2 separate regions of the Mus musculus genome follow, and region 2 is linked to region 1. Evidence: chromatin contacts called from ENCODE Hi-C or POLR2A ChIA-PET data. All regions are on one chromosome and are shown on one strand. The core of a region is the stretch at or near the end of the contact, and the rest is flanking DNA. Distances in the headings are between cores, read along the strand shown.

Region 1 (5,546 bases), core at 2,147-4,646:
GCTCTGGGTAACCCTGCCCAAACTTGGGGAAGAGGTTAACATGGGTATTACTCATCTGGCTGACTACAGGTTCTTAACACTTTGTTCCTCTAAGAGTTGGAATAGGAGGGTTTATTACTGTTACAGAGCTTCTCCTTGGCACAGGCTCTGAGGAATTAAATATAACCGAGTTTTCTATATTGCTACAACTATGGTTCAGTGAGTCACAAACAGGAGAGTAGTGACCAAAGAGCAAACTTCTCCCTGGTGTTCAACAAACAATTGGTTCTGTGTGAGGTGGACTGCTGCCAAGAACACAAAGACTTGGGGCTTTGTGCAGACAAGATCAGGGATTCCCAGTTGCAGAAAAAGGATTATTTAACTCTGTTGAGGGCTGCTCCAGGACCGGGACTCCACACTCTGCTGTCAGCAGAACTTGGTATTTTACACTTCTGAAGATGTACTTTTCTAAATCAACAGTTCTCTTACTAAACAACCAATCCCAGCCAGGTAGAATATAAGCTTTGTAGAAGAGGTTAGAAAATGAGCTGGATCTCTGATGTGAATTCTCTGGATTTATCAGTTCTTAGAAAACCTCTGGCCTAGCTTTTAATGGAAAATAAAGAATTTGAGGTAAATGTTTGGGGTGGGCAAGGAGCTACTTAGTAGCATCTTTCCCAAATTATGAGTGTGTGTGAGTGTGTATAACTTAATCTCTCTGTCCCCAAGAAGTGACTCTGTTCTGACCATTATCCACCTCAGTGGAGGCAGGATGGGTTTTTTTCTTGCTATTCCATACTATATTTAACCACACCTGGCTTTTTCTTAACATGGTCCTTAATATTAAATTTTGTATCATCTGACTATACCATTCACTGCTTTCCAACTTACATTCATCAATCAATCTCCAGATATTTTTTTTTTCTGAAATGCCTTAAAGATTGTTGTTCCTGACAATGAGTAACTTGTGTTTGTCATTTTTTTCAGCAATTTCAGACCTCCTGGACAATTTGTCCAATGCTCTCACCTTTCAGTTCATTGACTACAAATGGTCGCTTTGCCTGCATGCTTTTCACTATGTTTTGTTCACTATGTTTGTGTCTGGTGCTCACAGAAATGAGAAGAGGGTGCCAGATACCCTGGAAGACCCATTTTCTTATTTCCAGAGTTAGGGGGTCAGAGACTATGCCTAGACTACCCTAACAAGTTGGCTTTGGCCACATGTGCTTGATTAGCCAATTAAAAGTCACATGAATGAAAAGCAGAAATGATTTACTCACTATGGTCACAATGGGAAGAGGGACAAAGAGGTCCAACTTCCAGGGGTCCAAACATGAGGATAAAGTTTAAACAGAAGGCATAATTAAAGAATCCTGGCTAAGGTATGGTTACTGACCCATAATTGTTTCAGCTCCTATCTCCTGCAAGGTGGTCTGATAAGTTATTGGCATTCTGGGACATCTATTTCTGATTTCCAGGAAATAAGTTTCCTATATGGCTAGCACCAGACTTCAGCCTTTTCTTTCTCAAATCATGAGATTTTTTTTTGGGGGGGAGGGAGGTCATAGTGGGGCAATTGTTGTAGCCTCTTAACTAGCCTTTCCCCACTTATTTTTATTTGTCTAATTCTCAAGACAGCATATGGAATTTTTTTTAAAGAAAAAAATTGGTACTCATTAGCTCAGAGTTCTCTGATGGTGCTCCATCTCAACACATTATAGTACTCAACATGCTCTATGTTGAGTACTTGGCATGCTCATCTCCATTCTACCCCTTTCATCCTCTTCTAGTCAGCCTCCTTCACTTCTCCCAGTCAGTCAGTGCTCCCACATTAATGCTCATTCTCTACCCAGAAGACAGTGTGTGTGTGTGTGTTGTATGTGGGGGGTATATAGGTGCCTAGGGAGGCAAAAAGAGGACACTGGATCCACGGAGCTGGAGTTATAGGAGAGTGTGAGCACGTGAGTGCTGGCATATGAACTTTAGTCCTCTGGAAGAGCAGGAAGCAGTCTTAATTAACCATCTCTCCAGCTCCTACCTGGAATCATCCTATACCTGGGTATGATGTTTTGTGACTGTTATTCCAGCCCTTGGGAAGCTGAGGCAGGAGGAACCTGAACTACCTAGGAGATCCCATTAAAAGCTGTGAAACAATCAACTATATACCTAAAACCCTCCCTTGAAGAGTATAAAGGCTTGTTCTATGATCATATATAGTTTCTGTTTAAAAGTAGACTAGTTAAAAAAAGTTGGCAGGGTATATAGTTCTTGACCAGCATGTATGAAGCCCTGGGCTTAACTTCCAGTACTGAGTAAAATGAAATACAAACAAAACTCAAAGATCAACTTCAATTGCCCTAGTGATGTCTTCTCTGGAAATGTCCTATCAATGTCAGTGTAAATTCTCCAATGGATTTTAAATTCTCCAAACAAGGGATCTTTGTTCACTGGGAGTATCTGGAGTAACCAGAAAACATACTGATATATAAAATGCTTGCAATAAGGTATGTTGAAGTAAAGCAGGGTGACACGTGCCTGTAACGGCAGCCATTGGGAAGGCTAAGGCAGGAGGATTGCAAGTTCGAGGCCTGGGCTACACAGTGAGTTCAAGTCCAGCATGGGCAACTTAGTGAGACCCTAACTTAAAAGCAAAATTATTAAGGCAGCTAGGGTTTCCACTGCTGCACTTGCCTAGAATGCCAGAGGCCCTTGGTTCAACCCCCAGCACGAATATACACCTTGAGTAAAATGAGTGTATGTCTTTTGGGTTTAATGAAATATCCCAAGCATTGTTTGGAGTGAGTTGTGATGGTCACACACAAGAACATGTCAAAGGTAATCACGAAATAGCGTTGTAAACCTTAGGGGCTGCATAAAAGCGCAGTCTGGTTGATTGTTGGCTTGGTTTGCTTCTCAAGGATCCACTGGCAACATGTTCTTGCCCAGTGGTTCTCAACCTTCCTAATACTGCGACTCTTTAATACAGTTCCTTATGTTGTGGTGACCTACAACCATAAAATTTGGGTGCGACTTCATAACTGTAATTTTGCTCCTGCTATGAACTGTAATGTAAAATATCTCATTGCAGGATATCTGATATGCGACCCCCAGAGGTAGCGACCCTTAGGTTGAGAACTGCTCTGTCTATTCCCGAGATTTCCTCAGCGGTGAACGCTTACTCGCCTGTTCATCATGTCAGACCTCTCACTTCGAGATTTGAGAAGACTACAGCGCCAGTATCCAAAGAGAGGCCGAGTCTAAGCTCGCTGCCGGATTCAACAACCCGCTCTAGTCCTCCCCAACCAAAGGGCAGGAAGCGGAAGTGACGTAATCCCCGCGCTCGGATTCCCGCCTCCCCAGCCCAAGACGGGTGACAAATGCGGAAGAGGCAGGGCAGGCGTGGGCCCCGGGGTGGCAGTTTGCTGTTTGTCCTTTGCGTAGCAGCCCGCGGAGTTTGAGTCTGTGTGTGAGACGGACCGGATCGCGGCAGGCTCCAGGCTTCACAGGTCTCCTATCCAACTGTTGGAGCCTCACAGGACCCCGCTTTCCTGGCCGGGCTTCAGACGCCCCCCACCTCCTGTGCCCAGGCTTCTTAAGACCCCCGGCTCCTGCCCGGGCCTTAGACTCCCCTCCAGCCCCATGCCGTGGGCCGGCGCTTTTCCACCCGCGGTCATCTCAGACTCAAGCCCTGCCCTTAGCGCCCGCCTATGCTCACCTCTGGGCAGGCTTTCATCTCCCAAGTAAATCCTTGTTTTTTCGTCCTCTCATCTCCGTTCCTTCTAGAAAGTAATTTTTACGCCTTTCCCCCTTGTCTTAAGCCTTGTCCCTCTTTCTCTTTTCTTCTAACCAGAAGTCAATGCCAGGAGGTATGGCGCCCCTCAAGAAGCCTCGGAATCCCACAAAATTGCCCCTGGCTTTAAATCCCACGAAGAGCAAGGACGTTTTGGCAGTGCTGGCTGAGAGGAACCAGGCCATAATACCAGTTGGGGCTTGGGTGGAACCTGCCTCACCAAATTGGTCGGGAATTCCAGCACATGTGAGTGTCAGTTGACCCGGTTACTGTGATCGCTGCCAGCCCTTTTTATTAGCCTTCTCTAAATTTTTGGTACTTAAAGAAAGATGAACTGCTGGAGGATGCTGTTTCCATTCTGATACAGGTTATATTCTTGCGTCAAAATTATACAACAATGATGTGTTTTCCAAAACTTGCTTCATCTTTGGTTGACACAATCAAATATTAACTTAGTTCTTACTACATACCAGCAAGTAGGCTAGTTTACTTCACAAACATGGTTGTTTGCTGTGAATGGCATAGGTACTGTGTACAATTTCCCGACACTGTAACATAAGAAGAATGACAGTTGGTCACTCTTCAAATGTTAAGTAGTTGCTCAGAGTTTATAAGTTTTTAAATGCAGATCCAGGCAAAATGAAAATAAGAAAATAAAAGAAAGAGGTTAATCCTGATAGACTCTGAGGAAGTTGTAAATTCCACGGGGCCAAGGAACTTCTTGTTTATTTTTGTTTTTGGGGTAAACTAGGTCCTTAGGATGTAGTTGTTGAACGAATGAGGAACTATGGTCATTGTCTGTGAAGGAATAGAAATGCTGTACACTCAGGGTAGAAGCATTTCAGATGAAGAAATGCCCTTTCAAAAGTTTACACATGTAAATATTTGATTTAATTTAATTTAATTTTTGATTTAATTTAATTTAATTTAATTTAATGTAAATATTTGATTTATTTACACATGTAAATATTTGATATTTGATTGTAAATATTTGATGTAAATATTTGTTAGTATTTGCTAACAAATGAGAGTGGTTTTGCTAGTTTTTTTTGGCTTTATTTAGTATTTTTTCTTTCTTTTTTTAATTAATTAATTAATTAATTTATTTTTATTACATATTTTCCTCAATTACATTTCCAATGCTATCCCAAAAGTCCCCCATACCCTCCCCCCCTCTTTTTTTTTTTTTTTAAAGACTTATTATTTGTAAGTACACTGTGGCTGTCTTCAGACACCCCAGAAGAGGGCATCAGATCTCATTACAGATGGTTGTGAGCCACTATGTGGTTGCTGGGACTTGAACTCAGGACCTTCAGGAAGAGCAGTCAGTGCTCTTAATCACTAAGCCATCTCTCCAGCCCACAGTTGTTTAGTATTTCAACAAACTGTTCCTTAGCTTTTTGTTCAAATTTTATTGTGCATAGGGAGTAAGTCACGTTCCACACCCCTTGTTTTTAAAATTAAATAATATTGCCTAATGTACATAGTATTTGTGGAATGTAGGAAATATACAATGTTCTTAGAATATACAAGGTACTTAACATGGGTGATTTTAGAGGAGAAACAAGACATTTAAATATTAATTAAGGGTCTTGGAGGTAGCTTACAGGTAAAAATACCTGTGTGCAACCCTGATGAACCTGGAGTGAAGCTGCAGAGATAAGAGAGACCCTGTGTAGCTGGTCTCTGCTACTTTGAGGGTCCTTCTTTCTTTCACCCTTCTCCATCCCTTCTTTTCTAACCTTTCAACCCCCTGACACTAGATAGCAACAACAAG
Region 2 (5,546 bases), core at 793-3,292, 36 kb before region 1:
TCTTTATCCTGTGTCTGGGATATAGTCAATGGGACACAAATGAATGTTTGTCTAGTAACTAAGAGAACAAACACATGAATGAATGAGTGAGTGAGTGAATGAATGAATGAATGAATGAGAGTAATGGTTTGGGAATGACTGATTTGCAATATGGAAAGAAAGTTAAGGCAGTAAAGGAAGAAAAGAGATATCTTGTACATTCAGGTTGTTCATCTGTTCCTTTTGCTTATGTGGAAATAAAATTATTTCGTTTCATCAAAAGTTTATTGAGCATCCAGGTTGTGCTATGCACTCTGCTAGATGCTAAGTGAATACAAAGATGAAGATCAAAACAAAGCAAAACAAAATTAAAAAAACAAAAAACAAAAAAACCCCACTTCTTTACTTAATCCAAATTTAAGGCAAATTTGGCTTGAGTCTGAGAAGCCAGCCCGGCCGGGATTCAGCACCAGGGTGTGGCATGCTCTCATCTCACCCTACCCCTCACCCCTGTATCTCAAGGCTGAGCAACAGGTAGTCTTCCAAGTCTTGCTTCTCCTAACCTGCCTGCACTATCGCCTACAAGTACTATTTTATGGTGGATGAGGCACCTGGGGAGGTTAGTGGATTGTGGGTTCTGGCTAAGTAAGGAGAGCTGCAGACACACCTGCCACGTGAGCAGGTAGAAGGCCATCAGGATGGGGGGACTGAGAGTCATGCTGGTGGGGTGAGGGGACACAGGCAAACCAGAAATCTTGGTGCCTGCAGGGCCGGGGTGAAGTGTGTTCTGGTGTGGAGGTGATGGATATGGGGTCTTGGAAGTTGTTCATGAGATGATGCAGAAGAAAAGATGAAGTTGTACGAGTCGAGGAGGGACAAGAGATTCAAGGGTCCCTGGGGACATTAGGGGAGAGAGGACAGAACCCACCCACCCCCACCCCCCGCCCCGGGTCTTCTTGTCTTTCATCTATTCATGTGCTGTTTTTACAGCTCTGTCCACTGTCCTGGGTTCTGAGCATCTAGGACCACGGCAGGTGGAAAGCAGGAGGCGAGGGGGTTGGCCATCTTGCTTTGACATGTTGGGGCATGTTAAGCTTCTTTCTCTTTCCACGTTTCTCTGGAGAGTGGAATCTTATTTTTTTCTTACAGCTCAAGGAAGCTTCTCAGCCTTCCTGGGGATGATTGAAAGCTTGTTTTGTAAAATAACAGTCAGGAAGAAGAGCATGAATGGTTAAAACCAGGTCCTTGTCAGGGGCAGTTTGCTGGGTCGTCGGTGAGTGGCCACACCAGTCTCTATAGGAACAAGCCTACCCACATTCTCATGAACGCAAACTGGAAGGAAGACCAGTATGACACACTTTTGGGGAGGCCACTGGAGGCCTGATAGCTTGTCCTGGCCTAGCCCCAAGTTCCCAGGGTCTTAGGAATGCACCTGGGGTTCACTCTTATCACCTGGAAAGATGGGGAAGCAGATGTCCAGAAAAGGTCCTTAAGACGACATCTTTGTAATCAGAACAGGCCCTGTGTACCCAGGAACCAGCATCAGACTTGTCTTTAGTTTTAGGACAATGTGTGTTCGGGGGTAAGTGGCCTCTAAATTGGGCTGGGGGGGGGGCTACCACAGACTTTAGGGGTTAGAGGCATGTGGGATTGGGAGGTGGATGGGAAGTATAAACACTGCCAGGGGGCGCATAGGATCGTCTCACTGGGTAAAATTACTGTTAGTTTCCATAAAATCCTTTAGGGGATTGGGCCAGAAATTTAATAATCTATGTAGTCCTAAGAGGGCACAGCTCATACCCACTGAGAACACAGCCAGAGAACACAGCCAGTAAACCCAGCGCACATGCAACCGGGTTTAACACCAAGATCAGCCATTTGTGCAAACTCACACGCGTGTGCACCCTAAACGGGGATCAGGCCACGATCTCCTTTCACTCCTGGCCAGAGGCATCAGGACTTCTCAGCCTCCCCCCCCAGCCGCGGACAGCAGACCGTGGGCAACCGCAGAGGGCTCTCGAGGAGGCTCAGGCACTGATCTCCACCTGCCCTGACTCGTCCTGCTCCCGGATTCTCTGCACGCCTGCAGTCCGCAGTGAGCGCGAAGAGCTGCGCGAGCGGCCTGGCGAGCTCGGGGCCCGCGGTGGCGACGTGTGCGTCCGGCCAGTGGCAGGGGAACGTGCTGGGGAGCGCGGGTAGCGGCGGGCTGAGCGGATGGGAAGCCCCGGAGAGCGGCCGGGCACGGGCGGCGACACGGAGTAGCCAGGGGGACCGGGTTCTGTGGTGCTCCGTGGCTCTGTAGCAGGGTTTTCATCTGGCTCTGAGGAATCCTGCAAACACAGGCGACGCAAGGATCAGTTGTCCCCTGAACCCAATCTGGGAGCTCTTTGTTTTAGGGACTGGGACTAAAGAGGCACGCACAGGTTGTGTGTGTAGTGTGTCTCTCGGGAGTTTCCAGCCACACCCGCCACGTCCACTAGACGGCAGACGGCAGACGACACCTTGTGGCCCAGACATGTGGCAGGTACTCAGTAAATGTTAACATGATTCAGAGCCTCGTCTATCCTCTTAAAGTTCTGTCAAGTAGGTCTATTGCATGTGAGCAGAGAAGAGTGGAAGGGCTCTGGCGACCACCAAATAGGTCTTTTGAATAGCCTGGACATGGTGGGAGCTAGGGTGGTCCATGAGATTGTACGGTGACCGTCACTTGTATTGTGATGGGCAGGTCTGCCACTCATTTGCTTGTTTAGCCCTTCACACGTTGTTTTGTCTCTCTGTCTCATTTTCCAATTTCTTAAGTGGGGATTTTTGAAAATACTGCAGAAATACAAAGATTTCTGCAAACATTGCAAAGGAATGGCCACGTCACACGCTCCCTAGCATGCTGTAGGTTCTCATTGACCGAGTAGCTTACCTTATCCTTCAGGATATAGAGTGCCATTGGGTTCTTCCGCTCCTGTTCTCCACTTCGGGGTAGGGTATCTGCTGCATAGGGAAAGAATAGGGAGTCTGGTCCACGGACAGATCTTCTACATCAGTGGTTTTCAACCTTTCTAATGTTGTAACCCTTAAATGCAGTTCCTTATGTTGTGATGACCCCCAACCATAAAATTATTTTTTGTTGCTATTTCATACCTGTAATTTTGCTATTGTTACGAATCGTAAATATCTGTTTTGTAACGATCTTTGAGAAAAGGTCATTCTACCCCAAGAGGGTCATGGCCCACAGGTTGAGAACCACTGCTCTACACCATCCAGCACCTATATTCTGTACCTGCACCCTCTTGACTCTGATAATTCCTCATCGCCCTCTTTTCCTTTTCCCAGGAGGTCTCTCTGATGTGAATGCTGATGGGCTGGGTCCACGGGTAGCTGGGAGCTTACCTTCTGATTTTAGGCGGTCATCATTCTGATCCATGTATTCCAAGGAGTTTTGCTTCTCCAACTTCCTCTTCTTCCTGCAAATCAAACCAGCCCCCCGCCGAGAACAGAGCTATTGACCACAGGACATCTAAGCAATGGACACAGAAAGGGTTCTAATGCCCACAGAAGAAGCCTTGTGATGAGAAGATGGCAAGGAATGGTAGTCTTTGGAATGAGGCACATCTACGTTTGCATGTTAAAACTGTTGTTAGCATTGTGACCATAGGTAGGCTGTTCATTCAGTGTGAGTTTCAGAATTTTCCCCCTTGTAAACTGTAGGTTCTTTGTCTTAAAAGGCAGCACAGTAACCCAGCTAGCTGTCAAACCCAAGGAGAAATCACCATCAACCATGGCAGGGTGGTCAGAGGTAACTGAGCACAGACGCAACTCCAAATACAATGGAAAAATACACTAGGAGGAAAAAATTCAAAGAGCAGAGAATAGAATTGGGAGCTGGGGTGGAGGGATAGCCCATTTGGTAAAGTGACTGCCTTATACACATGAGGGCTTGAGTTAGTCCTAAGAATCCATTTAAAAAAGATAGCTGTAGTCGAATACAGTTGTAACCCCAGGACTGAGAAAGCAAAGGCAGGCAGAAGAATAATACCAAAAGTGTACCTCTGGATCCACACACATGTGCATCCATACATACCCATGCCAATACCAACACGTACCCATACTCATACCTATACACACACACACACACACACACACGGGAGAGAGACCGAGACAGAGAGAGACAGAGAGAAAGACACACAGAGAGAGACAGAGACAGAGACAGAGAGAGAGAGAGAGAGAGAGAGAGAGAGAGAGAGAGAGCACTTGGGAAATAAGGATAAGGCTCAGTAGTAGAATGTGACACCAGATTCAATGCTAAAAACATTCAATAGCTCAATTAACATTAAACTTGGGTCTGAAATAGACTGAAGAAAAACTAAGGTGTAGAAGTTGACTAGTTACCTAGACTTTTTTGAGGGTTTCCAGCAGGCACAAACTGTCACCAGGGTCACAAGGAGGAAGATGCCTCCTGTAGACAAGATGATATAGAGGGAGCTTCTTCCTGAGGAGAGAGAGGCAGAGCGGTAGGGGCACTTTGAGGAGGGGAGCAGGTATGGTGAGTAGAATATTAGCAGGGGAGGGAAGAGAAAAGATCCCAGGCAGCATGGATAGGCAATAGCAGAGCTCACCTGGAGCCTGCCTCCTACGTGTGGCTGTCTTCCAAGCACTTTTAGCCCAACTCTACCCCTGTCTCACTCCCTCTAGACCAGCGGTTCTCAACCTGTGGGTTGCAATCCTCCCCCGCCCAGGGGTGTGTTTGTGAGTGTGTGTGAAACGACCCTTTCACAGGGTCACCTTGCCTAAGACCATCAGGAAACATAGACATTTACATTATGATGTATAACAGCAGTGAAACTAAAGTTATGAAGTAGTGATGAAAATCATTTTGTGGTTGGAAGTCACCTCAACATGAGGAACTGGATTAAAGGGTCACAGCATTAGGAAGGTTGAAAACCACTGCTCTAGACACTCACTCTCCGGAATGCCTTTTGTCCCAGTGGATATTTGTATCTTGGGCAGGCAGGGGAACTTACTATACACAGTGATCTTGACAGGCAGGCTGCGGACCTGGCTGATGGGGTTCTCCACCACACAGCTGTACAGGTCGTCATCTTCCATGAGTACTCGGGTGATGGTGAGCACCTTTTGGTCAGGGGACAGGAGCATTCGGGAGTCATTGAGGAGGGGTTTGCCATCCTTCAGCCACGTGTAGCTAGGCTTGGTGCCATTCTCATGGGAGCAGTTGAGGGTGAAGGCCTCACTGAGCTCCAGCACAGTGGTTGAAGCCACTAATACCTGCGGCCTTGAAATGGGCACTGAGACCCAGAAACAGGAGGATTGAAATGCCTGTGAGTTATAGTCTACAACACGCTTCCTTCCCCTTCTTTATTCTCTACCTTCAACATCTAATAGTTCAGTCTGTTGGCTGAGTCCCTCCAGAGGTCTCTAACTTACTCCTGTCCCACAATCTATCCATCCATCCATCCATCCATCCATCCATCCATCCATCCATCTATCCATCCATCCATCCATTTATCCATCCACCCATCCATTTACCCATCCATCCACCCATCCACCCATCCACC

The links. Hi-C counts contacts between places; a loop is a spot of excess contacts on that map. ChIA-PET counts read pairs that join two places held with the same protein, here RNA polymerase II (POLR2A).
Region 2: a loop to region 1 is called in a map of heart, with 1.9 times the contacts of the local background. The contact joins the enhancer-like site here to the promoter of Ccdc15 in region 1. A Hi-C loop is called at or near these places in 1 of 37 maps with a recorded cell type or tissue (heart). POLR2A ChIA-PET finds 5 or more read pairs at or near these places in 2 of 5 experiments (both embryonic stem cell).

What each region holds. Positions count from the first base shown.
Region 1 is chr9:37,346,207-37,351,752 of GRCm38, reverse strand. It overlaps Ccdc15 (coiled-coil domain containing 15), which reads left to right and starts at 3,396. Exons shown (of 16, transcript NM_001081429.2): 1 at 3,396-3,719; 2 at 3,830-4,015. The coding sequence starts at 3,836.
Region 2 is chr9:37,381,272-37,386,817 of GRCm38, reverse strand. Hepacam (hepatocyte cell adhesion molecule) reads right to left here. Exons shown (of 7, transcript NM_175189.4): 3 at 4,995-5,276; 4 at 4,363-4,462; 5 at 3,364-3,437; 6 at 2,894-2,964; 7 at 246-2,309. The coding sequence ends at 2,007. Among named protein-coding and RNA genes, the nearest start is that of Hepacam, 16 kb to the right of the region's middle. Within about 2 kb of position 2,042, at least 1 of the 3 ENCODE cell types and tissues checked has a DNase peak (open chromatin) inside an H3K27ac peak, as active enhancers do; it is heart, where a contact is called at or near this core.